2 separate regions of the Mus musculus genome follow, and region 2 is linked to region 1. Evidence: chromatin loops called from intact Hi-C (ENCODE). Cell type or tissue: left cerebral cortex. All regions are shown on one strand. Links, peaks and the distances in the headings refer to the core of each region. The heading gives the core; the rest is flanking DNA. Region 1 holds the start of Gm52620 (a long non-coding RNA gene). Region 2 overlaps St6galnac3 (ST6 (alpha-N-acetyl-neuraminyl-2,3-beta-galactosyl-1,3)-N-acetylgalactosaminide alpha-2,6-sialyltransferase 3).

The links. A loop is a pair of places that touch in the nucleus more often than their neighbours do. Peaks named below come from ENCODE experiments on the same cell type or tissue, not always from the same donor. Only the 100,000 strongest peaks of a DNase experiment are listed, where the experiment ranks them.
Region 2: a loop joins it to region 1, with 7 times the contacts of the local background. A loop is called at or near these places in 3 of 42 quality-filtered maps.

Annotation. Positions count from the first base shown.
Region 1 is chr3:153,072,249-153,085,382 of GRCm38, forward strand. Gm40182 (a long non-coding RNA gene) reads left to right here. Exons shown (of 3, transcript XR_867778.1): 2 at 655-837; 3 at 2,597-2,966. It overlaps Gm52620 (a long non-coding RNA gene), which reads left to right and starts at 6,023. Exons shown (of 2, transcript XR_003954593.1): 1 at 6,023-6,291. In left cerebral cortex, for the core only: no CTCF peak of the experiment used is centred there; DNase peaks (open chromatin) are centred at 5,855 and 6,201; H3K27ac peaks cover 852 bases.
Region 2 is chr3:153,480,361-153,488,360 of GRCm38, forward strand. The region is part of intron 2 of St6galnac3 (ST6 (alpha-N-acetyl-neuraminyl-2,3-beta-galactosyl-1,3)-N-acetylgalactosaminide alpha-2,6-sialyltransferase 3); the gene reads right to left. Among named protein-coding and RNA genes, the nearest start is that of Gm46831, 25 kb to the right of the region's middle. In left cerebral cortex, for the core only: no CTCF peak of the experiment used is centred there; DNase peaks (open chromatin) are centred at 1,036, 1,420, 1,911 and 4,584; H3K4me3 peaks cover 347 bases; H3K27ac peaks cover 2,109 bases.

The DNA.
Region 1 (13,134 bases), core at 2,458-10,457:
AGCCAAGGCAGAGAAGGCTCAGCTAACTAGTTCACGGCACACTGGAAAGTGATAGATTTGGGACTATATATGAACTCCAGCTTACTCGGAGGCCCGTGTCCTTGGTTCCCCACAGGGCCCCTGAACGTGCTCTGGGGGATAATCCCAGGCTCCCAGTGGGGTCGGGGATTAAAATTCTGCACCAAATGCTCTCTAATCATTTGCTGTCACAGGGCCTACACTTTATGTAGCACCAAACTCCAATTTTTTCCAGTGTGAAAGGTCTTTGCAGACTAGAAAAGGAACTTTCATTGCAGAGAGAGCTCAAAGAATAAAAAGAAAACTGCAAAGAGAAGCAGTGGGGGAGAGAGCTAGTGCTGCAAGTTTCATTCTCCGAAGGGAGAGAGACACATTTTAGGAAGGATTCATTGTGTGAAGTTGAAAATAGGAAGCAGGGGTCAGATGGGCTGTGTCACAGGCTCGGAAGGAAGTGGCCACCCAAAGAATAGCCTTGATTGCAAGCCAGTGCTAATTAGTCGTGCAGGGCTCTAATGGGCGAAGACTGGTTCTCCCCATCACTTCCCACGGGAAGGTCTTTTATAACATGAAAAACTTATTTAATTCTCCATTCACACTGTCCTTTTGAATTCTCAGAGTAATCAAATTGTTTTCCAGGAAAACATCAGAAGCAACAGAATATAAAATACCGAGAGCAAGAATATTGTAAATGCCCCCAAGGAAGCATCTAGAAAACTGATGTGTGATTTCTAGGCATACTGCACAGTTTTGCTATTTACTATGAGCCAGGGATCATTTTCCACTTGGATGATGCTGAAGATGGCCTGGATCCTGCACACCGTGAGTCCTGACTCCATGCGTGGTATAGCTGATGAGAAACAACATTCAAAAAAAGCAAACCAAGAACTTGAAAGCAAGGAGTGTTGGTGATGATACCAAACACATGGACGGGGGCCGTGATGCAGGGCATAGAGAGCAGGAGAAGGTTATCTCTCCCAGTTTATTGTCACCCCACTTTGAACATCAGCTTCCTCACAGCTGTTACCATCTGCTCAGATCTGTCTCCGTGGATGGAAGGAAAACCTTCACAAGTCTGGCATGATGTCAGCCGATTCAGGGAAGGGCAGTAATTAGGAGCAAGGCTCTGACTCCGAGATTTCAAATTCCAGCCCAGCTTTGCAACCTTGGGGTGGTTCAGGCACCTGAGCCAGCAGCATAGCAACCATGGCTCTTAGGTAGCAGGTTGGTGGATCCCTCTGAAAAGGGATGGACTTCTGCTGTGGATACACTTCTCAGCTGAGGCTGCACTCCCCACCCCCACCTCTCCTGCCCCTACATAGAGGGGTGCCTTGTGGAATAGTTGGGAAAGAAAGGAATGGGCACCTATGTGAAAAAAGGCATTGAGTCTCTTTACTCTTTTAGATAGAAGCATTATTTTAGGTGAGCCTGAACTTGTCCAACTGTCTCCATTTTGTCCCAACTGCTGGGATGAAACTGAGTCCAGGACACATGCCTACGTGCGGCATGGGTTCTTTGATCTACAAAGTCACACCCTCAGTGGCTCTAATGATGTATAGAACTTCCGTTTCACCATTCTGTACAGAGGGCAGTTCCCATCTGTCTCCTGTGTAGATTCTGGGTCACAGTGACTATGTTTCAGCTTCATCTCCAAAATGGAATCAAGTCTGGGAATTCTGTAGAACAGAGCGCTCTCCCGTTTAGAACTTCCTTTGAAGCTACCCCATTGCTCTGTGAGAATATTAATGTCTCCATCCTTTGTCTCAAAGTTTCATTCTAAAATGCCTATCATGAAGGTGCACCTCATGAAGGAACAGATTCGCTGGTACTGAGGGCTGAGATAAGATGTGCCGACAAGTCTTAAGGATTTGAGGTGATCCTGACTACTTTCGCTTCAGAGGATCTCTCAAGAGTCTATGTGTCAGAGGTTTGACCCCAGTGAGGTGGTATAGAAAGGTACTAGAACCTGTAAGAGGCACAGTACAGGGCAAGGTAGATCAGACACTGGGGTCTCCTCGTAGAAGGACTAGCAGTTCTTGTTGGCCCTCAGTTCTATCTGGAGAAGTCAGTATAAGAGAACAAGACGTTTCCCTTTCTGCAGCGTCTTGTCATACCATGTGACTCTTCCTACTCTCTCTTCACCGTGATGCTGTCTACCACGAGCCTCTTACCAGAGGCAGAGCAAACTGGGCCATGTCTTAGGGTTGGGTATTTACACAATCCAAGTGGTAGGCAAGGCTTTCCCTGCCTTGGACTCCCATTGTAAACTTTTTGTATACTTTGTAAACTTTGTAAACCATCAGGGCTGGAAAGCGGCCAGGCCTGAGGAGTTCCAGTAGCCAGCCCCTCCCCAGATTATGCTAATTTTAGGTGAATAGTCTGAACCCCAGCAATCCCTGAACTTCCCACAAAAACCCAACAATCTCTGAACAAGAAAACCCACCAGTCCCCAAGCTCCCAAGCTCAGGATTTGAAATCCTACCAATCCTCACTCTGAAAATCACCCTAAAAATCTCTTCCCCTAGAAAGAACCCCTATATAAGTACTGGGCTTTGATTTCTTGTTGTCTGCTCCCTCCTAGGAGCAGAGGCAGCCACTCCTGGATTTGTCCCTCGACACCCTAAACCCTCCCAATAAATCTCTTTTATGAGATTTGCTGCATGGTGTGATTATCTCGTTAGATGAAGACAAGAAGCAATGAAGGAGAAAGGAGGACGGGAAGAAGGGGAGAGGAGAAGCCAGGCTGAAGCTCCTGAGCTCCTCAGCTCAGCTAGTGATCCCCTCCCCTGGCAGCTACACCACCTCTGCTGGCTGAGGAGGCTTCTGCTAAGAGTTACATGGTTTCTGGACCCCTGTGTCTCAGTGCGCCCTCCTATTGGGATACAGTCTGCCCTTAGAGCTGTGTGGTTCCTGGGCTTCTGTGTCCTAAGGCACCTTCCCATCCAAGCAGAAAGACCAACACTTAGGCTAGTACTCTCTAAAGCTGTAAGTTAAATAAACATCTTCCTTTGTACAGTAACCAGACTCTGACACTTTGTTGCAACGTTGGAAGACTCTGACACTTTGTTACAATGTTGGAAGACTGACACTTTGTTACAACGTTGGAAGACCACCTCAGACACATTTAAATGCTGTAATGTCTCTTCCAGTATGGGTGCTTAAAGTCCTAAAGGAACTTAATAAGCCTTGCTGGATTCATTGATTTTGTATTCAATGGATGTTCTTTCTTTGAAAACCTTTATTGAGATGCCCTGAGGAAACATGCTACATGTTACATACCTGATGTTCATAGTGTCTTTGGATTTCTAAGCCTTATAAACATTCTTGGTTACTAGAGGTGTTGATGCCACCTTTATTGGGCATCTTATGGCTTCCCAGGGCTCTTATGTCTCACTCTGTTGCAAATATATTGTCATACATAACCTGTAAGGGTAAGGCTTAATTATAGTGATATGAAAAAAATTAGGATTACCATGTCAAACTACAGTCCACGTGCAGTCTCCAGCCACTCCTGTGAAGGAATGGGGCTTGCTTCAATATTTCAGTTATGATCAATTTTGTGTTTGGCTTCCTTCAACATCTTAAGAGAATGAAGTCAAGCTCTAAATCTTTGCTTTATTAATTAAAAAAAAACCCTAAACATTTAATTTTTATTTAATTATAAACTCAGTTGTGTAACTGATACAAGACTCTGGGTAGCTTGAGCATCAGTCGTTGTTTTCTACACTTTAGAGGAATGATATTTAGCTTTTATGGTCACTACATATGCTGGGCCCGCTGGCGTGAGTCCCTGCAGGGGCTCGCCTGTCTCTCCCTCCCATCTCCCTGTAGGACAGGTGGGATTACATGTCTGTGCTACTACACCCAATGTTACATGGATTCTGAGGACTCTAAGTCAAGTCTCCATCTCATATAGCAAGTCCTATACCCACAGAGCCATCTCCCCCAGCCCTGGTGGAACTTCGGTTAGATAAAGGAAACACAGAATCTTTAAAAACACACATAGTGGGGTATTTCTGACAAGGTAGCAGCTGAGTTTTAAAGGGAAGCAGAGATTTGGGGAGTCACATCTTTCCACTTTCCTTTTCTTCCTTTCCATTGTGGCTCCTTCTGTCTTCCATCCGCTGATACTGAATGGCATGTCAGTTCTCAGACTTGTCCAATTCCAAGCAGTCAGAGGGGATGATGAAGGCGGAAAGGCTTTAGTTGCCCTAAATTCCAACCTTGGTTTTAGCTGGACAGATTGGCACATGCTTGCTATCCCCATACATACTAAGAACGTCAGATCACCAGGGCAGAACATCTGATAAATAGAAATTGAAGCTCATCGCCTGACTAAAAGTTTGTATTTTCTGAGATCCCCCCGTGCCTCTTTATACATCAGAAGCTTCCTTGCAAGCTAGGACTCAAGTACATCAGAGCAGGAGAGACTTAACAAGCCTTTTAACTTCGCTGTTTATGGCTGACTTTGAATTCCCTTTAGGTTTAATCCTTAGAAATAATATTGCTCTGAAAGATTTTGCAAAATGCTGGTCTCCTGACTCCTGTTATGATGGTGTGGGAAGAAAATACCACGCAAGGGGAACTTTCCCCTTCACCCTTTTCTCGAAATGAATGAAATGTCCTTTAGACCACTGGCAGCATCCTTACTACATCAGAGTCAGAATTGTTGCAGTAGAGCTGGAAAGAGAAAGAAAGGTCAGCTGAGGACCTCCACTATCCAAACCAAGCTAAAGTGCACAGCAGAAAGAAAATTTGGAAGGCAAAATTGTTGAAACCAAAGAGAAGAGGTGTGGGGCATATCTCACTGGTAGAGTACTTTCAGAGCCTGTACTTTCAATGGCTCTCAGCTCAATTTACTGCAGAGAGATGGGGTGGAATTAGTAATCACAAGGACAGGCCTCAGGTACGTATGAGGACATAAAGATCATGACAGGATTATGCTGGAGAAGGAAAGCAGCAAGACCAAGAAGTCTGTGCTCCCAGGAGATTGAACTGGGGCTCACTGAGCCCTGAAGGGGAGTTGAAAGTGACATAGGAGCCAGGCTTAGAGAGAGAGTTGCGCAGAGTCCTCGCAGAAAAACTCAGGGCAGAGGAAAGAGATAATGATAAAAGACCTCTCAGAGCCCTGCCATGGAAGGCCTCCTGAAAGCGGATCAATCATGCAGAGTACCATTTTGAAATTACTGCCTGTCGTCTTAGCTACGAACCCCGTTAGCCCTTTGTGCTTATTGGGGTCCCTTTTCCTGATAGAATACAGCCAGTCGTCCATCAGAAATGTAGCTCTGTGTTCGTCAGAAGCGAGCTGTTGCACATAGCCATTCCTCTGTCTTCGAGCCCCTTACCAGTTCTTAGTGCCTTTTGTGTGGTGCTAGGGGCTGTGGAATCTCAAGGCTCAGGCGTACTGGGCAAGAGCTCTGCTGCCCAGCTCGCCCAGTGCTCACAGGTCTTCTGAAGGAAGCAATGCTGGTGTGTTCAAGAGCAGTGTGGAAAGAGGAGCCTCTGGGTTGCATGGGGGGGGGGGGGAGGGACTCAATGGTCATGAGGGTGTTCCCAAGCTGCAGTTCCAGTTTTGACCAGTCCCACAGTATGTCTGACTTAACATAATCCATGCATGGAGCACACGTTTACAGCCAACCCTAAACCAGCCATCAGTCTATTTACTGTGGAGGAAAGTTAGAGAAGGCATGGCTAGATGAAGCACCCAGGTACTAGAGAAGGCATGGTCGGGCCCTAGCTGGATTTAATGAAATTCTTTCCAAATGGTGCAGTCTGTTTAAGGGAGAACTGTTGTCAGCATGGGCACCTGGTAGACATGGAAACATGCCAGTAAGTGAGTTTGTATTTCCTCTTCCTTAGCTGTAAATTGTATCAACTCATTTAATAGTAATTCAGTTCTTCCTGAGATTAAAGGAGGTTTTTGTGGGCTCCGCCCCACACTGGCCGCTCGTTGGTCTGCTTAACCTTTGCATTCAAACTTCCTGGTATAAAACCGCTTTCTGTGTCCTTGACTGTTCTACCTCTCTGTTTCTGGGACCAGCGTGTGCTTGCTCCCAAAGCAGAATTCTCCCCGGCTTAGCAGTTCCTCCTGCGCTCTTGGGGACAGCTGCTTGACGGTGACTATGTGGGAAGCTGGAGGCTGTCCAGCTCCATTGGCAGAGACTAATCATTTAGAATGTTTTGTTTCTTTCATTTGTTTCTCACTCTGCATTGAAGAAAAAGTAGAAGAAAAAGAAAAAGAAAGCTGGAAATGTGTCTCCCGAGTGGGCCGTAGAGGTAAGTGTGTGGGCAAAGTTGGAGGGATGGGACCAGGCACACGCACCCTCCCTGCCACCTGTTAGCTGAGAAATTCATCTCCTTTCTCTTCTGTGCTTTGTTCCTGCCATCTGCTGAGCTATATTAGTCAGGTCCCTGCGGTTACACATACAGGAACTAACTTGACCTCACACAAAGACAAGGCATGATTGAGAATACAGGGACCTTTTCCAAAACCCACCATGGATATGAACACAGGTAGTCTCCATCTATCTCTCTACCATCTACCATCTGTCTACCATCTAACTATCCATTTATCTATCTATCATCTATCTATCTATCTATCTATCTATCTATCTATCTATCTATCTATCTATCTATCCATCTATCTATGATATCTTTCTCTATTTTTACCTTTTTTAATGTCTATCTGCCTCTCCTGTGTCTAGATTTCCTATCCAAGAAGAGCAAGGTGCTTATACACAGCACCTAACTCCAGATCTTAGAAATCACTTAGCTGATGAGCTGGGCTCTTCACAGTCCTGGTCCCTTGTCTGCCCCGGAATACCTCAGTGACAACTAGGTATCTAGCATACGTTTGCTGAGAAGATCCACTTCTACGGACCGAGAGGCCATTTCTGAACAGAGGAAGTAACTGCAGATTGGGCAGGCTGAATAGATCCCCTCACTCTGGAAATGACCCATACCACACCCAGCTTTCGTAGATCCTTTCAGTTTACTGTATATATACATTTGATATAGAGAATATGCAATCATTGTAATTATTCAAGGCTGTCCACTGCCCTAGGCCAAATTCCTTTGATGAGTGTCACTATAATTATACTAGTCACGAATCTCTATGTGTCCACATTTGGTATTTAAGTTCTTCAAACAGTTGTTTTGTCAACAGAATGGAGGGTGGTAGACATCTGAGTGCTTCTGCTCGCTTGACTCCATACCTTGTGTGATTTGAGTCTGTAATGTCCTCTACAGGCTCCTGTCATGAACCCCAGCTCCTGAGTGAGGGGGGCTACTTTGAAGACTGTGGGGCTTTTAGGAGGTGGGATTTAGGAGGAATTAGGTCACTAAAGGCAAGCCATTAAAGGTTATACTTTCCCCCAACCCCAGCCGACATCCTCTGTCACCTGCATACATGTGAACAAGCCTTTGCCTCACACTGTCTCTGTGGAAGGAGTCATTCCACCACACTCTTAATCCCTCTGAAACCAGAACGCCCTAAAGAAGCCCTTTTGCTTGCACTGCCCCTCCCCCATTAAGGATTTTTGATACAGTGATGAGAAAAGTAATTGACATAGTGCCTAACCATAAGAATATAGGCGCAATTGATCTTTGTATGTCCCATTTCCCCCATTTTCCTCCTACACATTGGGAAAGGAGAGGGTGATAATCAGAGGTCTGAGGACTTGAGCCAGGCTGCAAGTGCATCCATCATTTGATCACAGAGTGTTTGTTCATCTGGCTCTCAGTTTCCTTCATTCTTTCTCCTCACAGCCTCAGAGAGAACTAATCCTGCTGACACATCAGTCAACAGGGCTGCACGATAGTCAGTTTCTGTTGGGGAAGCCACCCCATTGTGAGACTTGGTTACAGCAGCCTTCTGAAACCAGCAGAGCTCATGATATATGTGTGTGTCCCCAAAGCTATCATTTTAATATATGTTTTAAGATGGCGTGTGAGTTATGACATGCTTCATCAAGTCTCTGTGGCATGACTTTTTCTCTTGGCGTTGCAGCTTATAAACAGAGGTTACTGAATATATTGTAAGGATGCTACAAATGATACAGCTGTCCACATTCTTATCAATATTTCCTATGTCAACACATAGGTATACTCTGCTATTGCATATGTAAAGGTTCACTGCCACCAGCAGTATTAGTACACTACCATGCTGTGTGAACTCAGGAGCAAACAGTATCATCTGACATTCAAGGAATTCCAAACCAGCCTGGTGAGGCTGTGTGGTAGTTTGAAAGAGAATGACCCTGTGGGCTCTGGCATTTGCATGCTTGGTCTCCAGTAGGTTGTGCTGTTTCAGGAGGATTAGTAAGTCTTGTTGGAGGAAGTGTGTCATTGGAGGTAGACCCAGAGGTCATTCCCATTGTGCTTTCAGCTGGCTTCCTGTTTGTGTTGAGATTTGAGCTCTCAGCCTTTCCTACCGCCATGTCTGTTACTTGCTACGATTCCCTGCCATGATGGACTCTGATCCCTCCGGAGCTATAAGCTCAAATGGGATCTTCCTTTTATAAGCTGCCTTGGTTATGGTGTTTTATCACAGCAGTAGAGAAGTAACAAATACAAACAGATATTTACAGTCATAAAGGGTTTGCTTCCATGAACAACTAAATACAAGATGCCATTGGGAATTCATGAGACTTTCGAGCTGCCAAGGGAAGAGCATGAGACACTAAGTGGGAGAAGAAGGAGCATCTACTTGGACTGAAGATATAAATGGCCACTCAGCCGAGGAGAGTTGAGAAGGGGAGGGAGCAGGTGAGTCAAAAGTGCAGAATGGCTGGTAAAGCCAACCCATGATTCAGAAGCTCTGCCTTGGCCAGACTTCCAGTCACCGTAACAAACTCCCTGATGTAACCATAGGAAGGGAAGAGGGTTAAACTCCCTCTAAGTACCAGGCCCTGCAGTCCACAGTGCCAGCCCCACTGAGTCTAGGTCTTGGTGAGGCACAGCATCATGGAAGCAAGTCATGTGACAGAGGCTGCTCATCTCAGGGAAGAAGGAATCAGAGCCAGATGGAGGGAGAAGGCTGGGGGAACATGTAGTCTAAAGGACATACTTCCAGTTAGTTACCTGCCTCCTCCAGCTAGATATCACATCCTAAATTTTTCCGAACTTCCTCAAACCACCTCCCGGAAAGCAACCTTTCGGCAAATATCATCCCTTTAAGGACACTCCATGGACTCTCCTGCTGGAGGGGCAGCAATGAGGACGTCGCCCTGAGCTCAGACTCCTGTCTTGAGAGGAGGGTGTGTGACAAGGCACGTGGGCAGTGATGCTCCCAGATCCCAAGCCTCTGCACTTGCTAGTCACACAAGCAAAGGACACCCTGCATCTACCAGAGATAGATGTGCTTCGAAGCATTGCTTCTAAGATTGGGACATATGTTTTGGAGGTCAGATGAAGAAGATATATTTTGTCTTACTATGGGTTTAGTCCTGAATTCAAATGCTGGGGCTCATGGGGCCACTGACTTCCAAATGTGTTTTGTTTGGATGCCATGGTCATTTTCATATTTTGTGACTTCAGTATGGGAAATTATTAGATGAGTCCAATACCCAGCATCCTCTACTGTCTTGTACTCTCAACTCAGCCCCTGTCTTTCTGGCTTCTGAAGCCATTTCTGTTTGAGGTTCCTGCCTGAGGTTATACTATGATATGTGCAGGGGTTGTGGAGTTCTGTAACTCCTCCATGGGATAAGTTGCCTAAGATGTCCCCGTGGAGGCCTCTGCTCAGACTCTCTGATAGATATAGGGTGTCCTTTGCTTGTGTGACTAGCAAGTGCACAGGCATAGAAGCTGGGTGCACCACTGCACACGCGCCTTGTCACACATCTGCCTCTCAAGTAAGCGGGACTTATATCCGGCTATGGTGTATAGATGTGGGTGTGGAGGGCCTGGGAGAGGACATGTGTGCTTCCTTGGACCAGGTAGAGATTGAAGCTGACAGTCAAAGCACACCAGTGAGGAGCAGCTTGCTGCAGGGAGGCTGGGGGCACTGGTGAACTGTGGGGAGACACTGTGAGGGACACCCTCCTTTGGGGGCTCCACAGATTTCAATTTAGTGAGCCTTCTGTTCTGTTTCAGCATTTCTTTCTGACACTGCCCCAGCTTTTCATTTCATTTCAATGCATGTCACAGAGACTACTGCACCGAGTTTGGAGAGACCGTGAGGTTGGATATCAGAGGAGAGGATGTGGTTCATCCTGTGGCGCACGAGGCTCATCTTAAGTGCAGCAACACACGTACCTGGTGCCAGGTTGTCTCCCACTGGCCCTCAGCTTCCAGTGCTGTATTGGTCAGAGTTCCCTGGAGAACAGAGCTGATGGAAAGGTTATCTGTTACAAAGGGGATTTTAGATGGGCTTATCAATATGAGTTGGACAGTCCAACAATAGCAGCTGGTCTTCAGTCCTCGTTGGAAGGACAAAGAAGCTGAGCTCTGTCAGAGAACGATACCAGCCACAAAAGAGGCAGGAGCAGGGGAAATACCCGGCCAGAGAGTAGCAGAGTTGGGCACACAAGGCAGTACTGGTTTTCTCTGGAAGCTCTTTCTTCCTGGGCTGCCTGGGAGGTGTCTCCTACGCTGGGGGACTCCCTTTCTGTGTTAATCTTTCCAGGACATACACTCCCAGATCATGTCTCTTATTTGATCCAGATACAATCAGGTCAACACTGAACTAGAACTATGACAAGCATGTATTACAATCTACTTGCAAACTTAAAAACTCAGTGCCACATACAAGTGCACAGACCCGTTACACATCAGACTGTGAGGAGGGAGGACCAGGCACTAGTATGTGTATAAGATATTCCAGGGGACGCCAGTGCGTGGCTGAAACTGAGACCCTTGGGTGAGAGAATTCCTTCTTCAGAAGCGGATCAGAGCTGTTGGCAACAAGTTTTACTGGTGTGGAGTCCCAGTCACAAGCAGAATGTTCAAATAAAAACTCATTGTCTCAGGGTTTTACATTGTTGTAAAAGCAATTTATTAGAAGAAACACAACAACAACAACAAAAATAGGCACCTTTGGGGGTAGGAAAGAGTATGGTGCTTAGAAACGAAATGTTTGATTTTATTTTCTCTTTGCTTGTGAAAATGTTGCCACAACACTGCTCTATTTCCATCCTATTTTCTCTCGCACAGCACCACTGCCTGGTTCATAGACGCCAGAGAGGTTGTCTCAGAAATTCATTCTTCCTTGAGCTTGTAACAGGTTTCCACTTGAGGAGGGCCGTTAGAAGGGGTTTCTCAGCAAACCCCCAGGGAGCCTGTCGTAGTGGGACAGATCTGGAGAACAGCCTAGCCCTCTAGGAGGGAATCGCTAACCTCTGCCTGTGTTCCCTTTTGTTCCTGGTCTCCTTTGCTGTGGTTTCCAGGCAGAATGTACAGTGAGTGTTGAGTTGAGTGTAGAACAAACAATTCCATTTTCTTTGGAAGGCTCCTTGGGCTCAGTCCCCCAGGAGGACCAAATCACATTTCAGTAGCTTTCCTGAGGTTCTGTGGGGGAGGGGAGACAAAATGGCCTTTTCTTGTTGCACGTTTTATTGTTGTTTTCTAAATACAACAGAACCTCCAGCTGTATTTCTGTGTATGTCTTTGCATGTACGTGTGTGTGTGCGCGCGCGCGTGTGTGTGTGTGTGCGCGCGCGTGTGTGTGTGTGTGTATGTCTGTGTGTGTGCGTGCGTGCGTGTGTGTGTGTGTGTGTGTGTGTGTGTGTGTGTGTGTGTGAGTGTGTGTGTGTGCATGCACTCGAACACTTAAGTCCACTGTTGTGGGCACGCAGAAGAAGAGCTCCTTTCTTCCCTTACTGGTGTGTACGCATGTGTATTTACAAATAGAGGCAGGATTAACCTTGGGTGGTCTTACTGTCCACCTCATCTTTTGAGACCCTGAACCTCGCCAATTTGGCTAGGCTGGCCGGCCAATCGACTAGGATTTTTAAAATATGAATTCTGGGAACTGAACGCAGGTCCTTATGCTTCCAGGGCAAGCTCCTCAGGACCGATTACCATCTCCCTAGCAACGCAATGGGCCTTCTTTTAAGGCTTCTAGAAACAGCTGCATGGGTGCTCAGACAGACTTGCAGCCTCTTTGCCTGGTCTTTGTGATCCAGCACACTGGCTTCAGCTCAGTCAATCTTCCACCCTGATTAGTAGCTGGTTCATGTGGGTACCTGTTATATGTGGACGCCAGGAGGGTGTCGACTTCTTAATCCTATGCTGTGTAACTAGAAGGGCCGGTTGAAGGTTGAGTAGATGTTTGAAAAACTGAACAAACAAACAGACTTAGTCTTCCATCTGGCTTCAGATAATTTACATAACACTGGTGCCTCACCAACGTTCATATAACAGCTTTCTCCTTTTCTCACCTGGGTCAAGCGAGATCCCGGTCTATTTTAGTGGCCCCGCCCTGGGCTGGCTCTGTACATCTCTGCTCTGTTGCTGCTCCACTTCCCTCCTTTCCACAGCAGGATTGAAGACAGCTCCACAGGGGTGGTCCTATTACGGATATTTTCTGATCAGTTCCAGTTCTGAATGGAGGTGGTGGCTCTGTGGTGTCTGCTGTGAGTCCACGGGTTAAACCGATAATGAGCCTGTCCGGACAAATAGGCCTGCAATTGTTTTAGCCAGGCCAAAGGAGGCGGGCCAAGAGCCAAGTACAGATGCTGCAGAGAAGCAAGCTGCCGGGAGCCCACAGCGCGCGGGATTAGTGAAATCACCCGTGCTCAGCTTGCACCAGGAGCTAAAGCGGCTTTGGGAAAGGCATATGGCAAAAAAAAAAAAAAAAAAAAAAGCCAGAGTTAATCGCAAAGTCAGGCGTTCAGGAAAGCAGCATCTGTTGGAAAGAAAGCGTACAGCCACTACAGTGACTTTGCTCCTGCTCCATCACACAGGAGGATGTGCCCAGGTGGATTAGCAGGGTGACAAACCACAGAGCTGCCAGGCCCACAGGAGGCCCCAGAGCCCGTGACCACTGATGCACAGGCCCGCGGCAGCCAGCTGTGGCTCTGATTAACTGCAGCAGCATGGGCAGCTCTGGGGCCTGGCTCCATCTCGGTTTCCTTCCACGCACGAATCAGCCACTGCCAGGCTGTTGTTTCCTCCCCA
Region 2 (8,000 bases), core at 1-8,000, 410 kb after region 1:
ACTGTTACCTCCATCCAAATGTGTATAAAATCATTAAACTGTGAGCACCATAAACAGTTCTCCTTTCCTAAATGGTGTACAGTTCTACATAATGTAGAGAAATCTCACCTTATCTGGCCTGGCCCCTCCAAGGATCTGAGTCATAAAGTTATTTTTCTGTCTGTGTTATATTTGCTACCCTCTTGTCAGTCACCCAGCAGGCCAACTGTCAAGGTATTATGGTATATAATGGCTAATCTTCATTATCAGTTTGACTGGATTTACAGTCACCCAGGAGACACACCTCTGAGACTGTCTTTGAGGGTGCTTTTAGAGAGGCCTATTGGGACATGGAAGACTCGCCCTAAATGTGAGTGGTATCATTCCTTATGCTGAGTCAAAGCCTGGATCAAAAGGAAAAGAGGAAGCCAGTTAATCTCTCTGCTTCCTGACTCTGGATGCCATGTGACCAGCTGCCTCACGGTCCTGCCCCCACAGCTGGAGCTGTCCTCACCACCACCATGCCTGCATCATGCTGACTGTAGCTTCCAAACATGATTATCCAAAATGTATCCTCCCTCCCTTAACATTGCCAAGATGCTATCACAGGAACGGCTGAAGAAGTTATAGCGTCAGCTTCAGGTTTCCATCGGTACAACTGCCAATGTTCAAGAGCAGAAATGCTACGGAGACAAGGTGAACCAAGCACGGAAGGACAGAGGACCTCTGCTCTATGCAGCAATGATGCAGGACATGCAGGAAAAAAAACCCATAGCACACGGCAGTGTTCAGAAAGTCTTCAGCTTCAGGTCTCAGTAACTGCAGATCTCAGCTGTGGACCTTGCACATATCTCCATGCACAGGAGGGAACATCATGTGCCCTTATCTGCAGACACTAACCCAGATTAGCAGGTATCTCCCTGAAGGTCTTCTATGTTGTCTTTACCCTGACGGCCACTCTCCGCCCCTGTGGGGTTTCACTTCTTCAAGAGTCTCAAACACAAAAAGCAGCCCCGGAGAAAGCAAGGGGGAGGTGGGACATGCCAAAGGGACATGATAGGGAAAACACATCACCATTAAAGGAATCTTAAAAATGGGTTGTCCCCAGGTCACTGAGGCATCTGACTCGCCATCTTTGCACAGTGGATCTGGCATACACTATACTGACATACATTGCTGAGCATCCTACAGGAATTCTACCCTTCCCCAAGGCGCATTTAGGTTAGATCCCTTGTTAGTCTCCAGTGCAAGGCCCCCCAGTGGTATCTGACTTATGTAATGAAATCTAAGTAACTGCCCAAGACTGGATTCTCTTCTTTAAAAAGACATTCAAGGTCTGGAGGTTTTATTGGGAGAGAACAGAGCGCTTCTCCTCCACTTGCTCTTCACTCTTGCACGCTCTGCCACATGCACATTTGTTTCTTTTGTAAAAATTTATAAAGAGAAGCTCAAAACATCTTTGGCTTTGACTATGACATTTCTGTTTTAAAGCAGCTACTTTGATGGACACATCAACCATATGGTCTAGCGTATTTTTCAGAAGACCCAAGTATTGTGTAACAGAGAGGAAGGCTCTTTGTTAGTTTGAGGCATGGGTTAGTACACGAAGCACAACACAGACACATTCCACGGAAGCCTGACTAGACAGAAACTTCTGCACACAAAGCTCCCGAGACCTCAGAGCCCAATCTCACTCTCAAACCACCTCTCCATCTATGTGCATCATCCTCATCTGCTTGGGCTGCATAAAACTGGCACCAGCAGTTTCAAAATTCTTGGTTTTCAGGAAAGAAAGAAGATTAGAAAAATCTATCACGCCAAGGTAATTTCAATTTCTGCAGCCTCGCTGTGTCTCGGGAGATCTCAGTCTCACGTGGTTTGGGAGAGGGGTGGCTACACCCGGCATACAGAGCTTCAAATTAGAGTGAGTAAATGGAGACTTGGCTGCGTGCTTTTGAAAGGCTGCCAGGCTCTGCTCAGCTGTCTTTTCTACATCAACTCTCATGTGCGAAGGAAATCAGAGAGAACAAGTTGCTGAGAACGATGCTCTTCCGCATGTGAAATGTACAGAAATCACAGGTGGTCTCCCGGACTAAATTAGACTTTCAGGGTAAATCAATAGGGTCAGCAAGTGCGTGAGGCAATAAAACTAGACCAGACCAGTCACGGCTAAATAATAAGTTATCCCTGTCAATGTGGAATCTTAGAAAATAAATGGCGGAGGCCACTTTCCAAGCGTACTCTGTATGGGCTATTTTAATTGGCAGGATGCTCTAAGAATAAAATTCTCTTCATGGCAAGTTCTCTCTGAGTTTCTAGAGCATAGATTTTGAGCACCAATGGGAGAAGGGGGTTTTCTCATTGTACAACTGGTAGCGTGTATTCAAATCCAATGTTTACAGATCTCTAAGTTTCAATCTCATTATGGGGCTTCTCAAATAAAACTCAAGCACACATTATAATCCATTAGGCACTGTGGGCGTGTTGGGTTATGTATGCAAGGAGACCAGAGGTCGAGGTTGGGAGTTGTCCTTTATGGTGCTGTGCTTTTTGTGTCTCTCTGTCTCTCTCTGTCTGTCTCTGTGTCTGTCTGTCTGTCTCTCTCATTCCAGGACACTATCCCTCTCTGAACTAGTCAGTTCTAGGGTTTTCTGAGCAGGTGCTGGGGACAGACATGCAGGTCTTCATGATTGTACAGACAAGCACCTGACCAAGCCATCTCCCTGGCCCTTGTCATTTCTTTTTAACATAATACTCTATAAATTACATGAGAGAGTCAATAATATATCATAAAAAAGGTTTTCAGTTAGATTATTTTGACAACAGTTGGTGACTTTAAGTATTCTAAGCTCATTTAAAGAAGTCTAAGCCAAATGTGTTCTGTTTTTTACTTCTCTCTTCTCTCCTCCCTCCCCCTCCATACTTATGGGCATAGGAAAATATACACACATCTATATTCTTAAAATTATTCTTAAACAAATGCATAGGGGCATATGTCAAAGACACACTAGAATCAGTTAAGAGGAATCAATAGGACAATTAAGTTAGTTTAATAGACAACGGAAAAGGCTGCCAGAGCTGAGCAGATGGATAAATGGACAGACAGGAAGGGTGGATGAATATGATCTTCAAGCTACATATCCAGAGAGCATAATGCTCTAGAGTAAGCAACCCCATGCCTGTTAGAAGTCCTTTCCTTGTGGCTGGACGACAGTCACTTGCATCTTGGTTCTCTGCATGTTGGTAGCATCTAAACTTCGCAGGCTCTGGACTGGAACCAATGGTAAAGAGTAAGGCAGATGAAATCCCATTGGCTAACAATCAGGTGATCTTTCAGTAGGCTTGTTAGAAGATGCTCTAGAATGACAGCCACCCCATGGCAGGGAGAGTGTTAGGAAGAGAGGAGGGAGTGCAGAGGGGGCAAGGCTTGTGGTCATGTGAAGCAGACATGTTCCACAAGCATGGCCATTCTGCCCTCAGCAGACATCCTTTGTCCTCCTCTGGCATGTCATTCTAGGTGTCTGCATTGTGCTGATCAGACCCCACAGCCATCAGAATGGTGAGCAGAGTAAACGTCACGGTTTGCTGGCATCCTCAGATATCTCATGATAGAGACACAAATGGACTAAGGCAGATGGCCAAGTAAATGAAAACCTGTGTCAGGTGTCAGCAACAACTCAGGGCGTAGAGTAATGATTCGGGCACAAAGGATGTGGATACAGGCAGGGAGGGGAGGAGACAGGAAATGCACATTCAGAAACGTGATGGTGGAGGGCTTCTCCATAAGCAACATGATTCCAAACCAGACCTTTCTGCAACTTGTATGTGCTTCTCTACCATAACACCATGTCAGCATCCTCTACAACACTTCACCACTTGTGTGTGATTCACTCACATGTTTACTGGCTTCTATTACATCAACGAGTTCCAGGAGGCTCAATACAGGTCTTGTCCCCTAGCTTGGCTCCTAGCTCAGTGTCTGGCATCTAGTGGCTACCATACCTCGGATGGATGGATGGATGGATGGATGGATGGATGGATGGATGGATTGGATAGGTGGGTGCATGGATGAATGGGTGGATGTAGGAATAGATGAAAGGATGATAGATGGACAGATGGTTAGATGAATGAGAGAGTGTACCTCATAAAGTCAATTCTCACAGATGCCTTAAACCACTTTTCATGATCACCTTTATGGCAGAATGCCAGGGAACCATACTATTTCAAGGCACTGGCACACTTTCAGTATTTTAAGCAAATAAAATGCAAAAACTCTCAAAGGGCTTGGGAGATAGGATCACTCGTATGGACTGTCTCTCCTCTTTGTACTCCACAGGCTTTTGCTACAGATCTGGATTGGAAGGAAATGGGACAGAGATTTCTGACCTTGAGGACAGGACAGTGGCACACACAGCAGGGATCGAAAGACTGCCTCCTGCTCTCCATCCTGGCTGCATGCCTGGTTATTTCTGGCTTGGACTACTTTCCGGAGCTTTCTAGGATTCGGGCTTCTGTGCAACTCATAACACATACTGATTTGACCCTTTTTATTTTTTTCCCACATCTCTACATTGGGAGTTTCCCATCCTGCTTAGCAACCCTTCACTTTCCCTTTATAGATGCTCCATGCTGAGAGGCAGCAGCCATGAGGGAGGTGTGAGGAAGGCGCGTGGCTGGAGATGCCCACTTCGCTTCTGTCACTAGGCAGGAGAGGGAAGGCTGCTCTGCTTGCAACATTCTGAGGCGTCATTTATCACAGGAACTACAGAGAATCTGGAGGAACTCATTTGGGGTGTATAATCTAAAAGGATAGCCTGAATTAGTAAGAATAAAAATGTGTATTGCTTGCACACAGACTCTTCAGCATAGAGAAAGCTGAGACACACTTCACCTGTGACCTTACCAGGGGCAGCACTTCAGCATCCTTAATTAGAAACTGCCCGTTTCCTCCTGTGCCTTAGAAAGACAGCGCCCAGATTAGACTCCAGATATCCTCACTGCTTCCTCTGGCAGAGCCTGGCTCCACCAGGGAACTACTTGTTTACAAGGCTGCAGAACCAATGCACCTGCCCGCCCCACCCATTCCACCTGCAAAGCAGGGGCCAAGGTTGTCTAATCACTTGGTGACTTCTCCCCTAGCACAGCTGTGTGCCCTTTCTCAATGCCCTTGACTTTACCACCCCAGAATGTTCTCTTTACTACGAAAGAGGCCACACAACCCCACTCGTATTGTGGAGATCCCTCGTAGACCACAGAGACAATGATGTCCCGTCACTGTGACACACAGACCCATACATTCTAAGAAAATACTCAACTTGGGCTTGCATATCTTGGAATCTTTGGACAATAGCTGTTTTCTCCCCATTCAGCATATACAAAAGTAAGATCTCATAGCTCACAGATGCACAGAGGGAACACAGCCACAGTGACTAATATTTGTGTCATGCTTTGAAGTTCACTGCAAGGTGCCCATCAACATAAGCACCCCTGGCTGTTCTCTGACCCTGTGCTTCCTCCCTGATGAGATCACGTGATCCTGCAGTGTCTTGTGAGAACACTCTATCTGCATGGCTTCTCCATCCCTTCCCATCCCTAAGTGCAGAATCTCTGAATGCAGTGGCTCCAGCCTCCATGTGCATCTCTATGGATCACGAGTGTCTGTCTTCTGGGAGTTATCAATCTCCTGACACTGGATTAGAAGAGGAACCTGTCCCGTGTTGCTCACACCCTACCCCAAGTGCCTCAGATAGACACGCAGGAGACACTCGCTTATCGTAGATGGTTGTTGATGAGTAACTGAGCTGACTTTATACTGGATCAAGTCTTTCTTTACAGGAGCAGCCTAAGGAGGAGAAACGCTTAGTTCCATGTATAATTCCCATTTGCGGCAAACAAGACAGCTTAAAGCAGTTCAAGGCATATCTGCTAACTGTACCTTGCTGGACACGGCTGGGAATGATCTGGTTTCTTGCCTTTTCTGGATTCTAGAAACTTCCACAGTTCACTGGCTAAAGACCCATTTGTCCATCTTCAAAACTGGCAGCAGGGCCTCCTGGACTCTCCCATCTCTAACCTCAACTTACACAGACATGATTGGCTAAGTGGGAACAAAATTTCTTTCTCCAGGCCCTTAGTATCACCAACCCTGAAATAGCCCATTTGGCATGAAAGGGAACATATTTACTGGTTCCAGGGATTCAAGCTGGAAAGTCTCTGAACAGGACTATTCTGTCTGCCATCTTAATCCCTCCCCTGCAGAGGTGATTGGAGAGACAGATCACAGATTATGCTGTGAAACTCCTTGATGGTCCATCAGAACTGGAAGAAGGGAAGGTGCCTGTCAGAAGAGAAGTCACTGGTATCCACGTGTGTTGGTCTGAACACGGCACCTACAAGCGTATATATTTGAGTTGGTAGAGTGTGGCCTTGCTGGAGTGGGTGTGGTCTTGTTGGAGGAAATGTGGGCTTTAAGGGTTCAAAAGCCAAGTCAGGCCCAGTGGCGCTCTCTCTCTCTCTCTCTCTCTCTCTCTCTCTCTCTCTCTCTCTCTCTCTGCTGCCTGTGGATGAAGATATAGAACTCTGAGCTCCTTGTCCAGCACCATGTCTGCCTGCACGCCGCCATGCTTCTCACCACGAGGATAATGGACTAAATCTCTGAACTGTACTCCAGGCCCAATTAAAGATTTTCTTTATAAGAGTTGCTGTGGTCATGGTGTGTCTTCACAGTGACATTACATTGTCAAAGTCACCACATCACACTTGGCCCTCCTTACTATTCCTCATCTCTCACCATTATGACAACGGTCTTTCAGTAGTTACCGATGTCTCATGAACAAAAAATCACCACCGAAAAAGCCCACTGTTACAGCAGTGGACAGAGATGTCAAGCCTCAGAGGCAACATCGGTCCAGGAAAGTGGCATTCCGGGAGCCTTGTCTTTATCCCCACTTAGGTGCCTGTCATTTACAATTCAGGACTATGGCTGGAAGCATTTGGCTGCGCTGAGCACAAAGTGTTTCCCCATCTTGCTGGCAAAACATAATTAACCAGATGACAATGGCTTTCACACGCACACTGATTTCTCTAATTTCAAGTCTCCATTACTAAATAAATCAACAGCAGAATTCTATTTATCAGCAAATGCCTCCTCTCCTGGTAGACATTCTGTCCAATATATTAATCCTAAAAGAGTCATACTTTCCCTCGGCTTTGCATAGCAGTCCAACCATAAACAAGTTAATGGCCACAGCTTCACGTGTGACTCCTGTGTTAATGCTCCACACAGGGTGGTTACTGGTTTTGCTGACTGTAAGGCACAATGAAGTCAGTAGCTGGTCCACTGAGGACCATGTGGCTTGGCCACTACTTGAAGAAAGGCTGACAGTGCTGCTTTGATGGTCCAGACACGAGCCACCTTGCACAGCCCCGTGGAAATGACAGAGGGGCCAGTCACTCTACCTCCAGGCCAAGAAAGAAAGACACAGCCTATAAATACCTCAGGCTGCAAAGTGCACAAAAGGGAACTAGGGGGTAACACAGCTGGTAAAGTGCTTGCCGTGCAAGCATGAGGACCCAAACACCCAGATAAACAAGTCAGGGATGGAGATGCACACGTCTAACCCCAGTGCTAGGGAAGCGGAGACGGGAAGACCTCTGGTGCTCACTGCCACTCCGCCTAGATACCTGGTGTCTTAGGGTTTCTATTGCTGCAATGAAACACCATGACCAAACAGCAAGTGAAGGGGTTTAGTTGGTTTTTCTTACTTCCATATTGCTGTTCCTTCAACCATATTGCTATATTCCAATATATCCTTACTGAAGGAAGTCAGGCAGGATAGGAACTCACACAGGGCAGGAACATGGAAGCATGAGCTGATACAGAGGCCACGGTGGGGTGCTCTTGCCTACTGGCTTGCTTCATGGGGCTGGCTCAACATGCTTTCTTATAGAACGCAGACAGGACCACCAGCATGGTTTCACCCACAATGGGATGGGCCCTCCCCCACTGAGAAAACACCTTA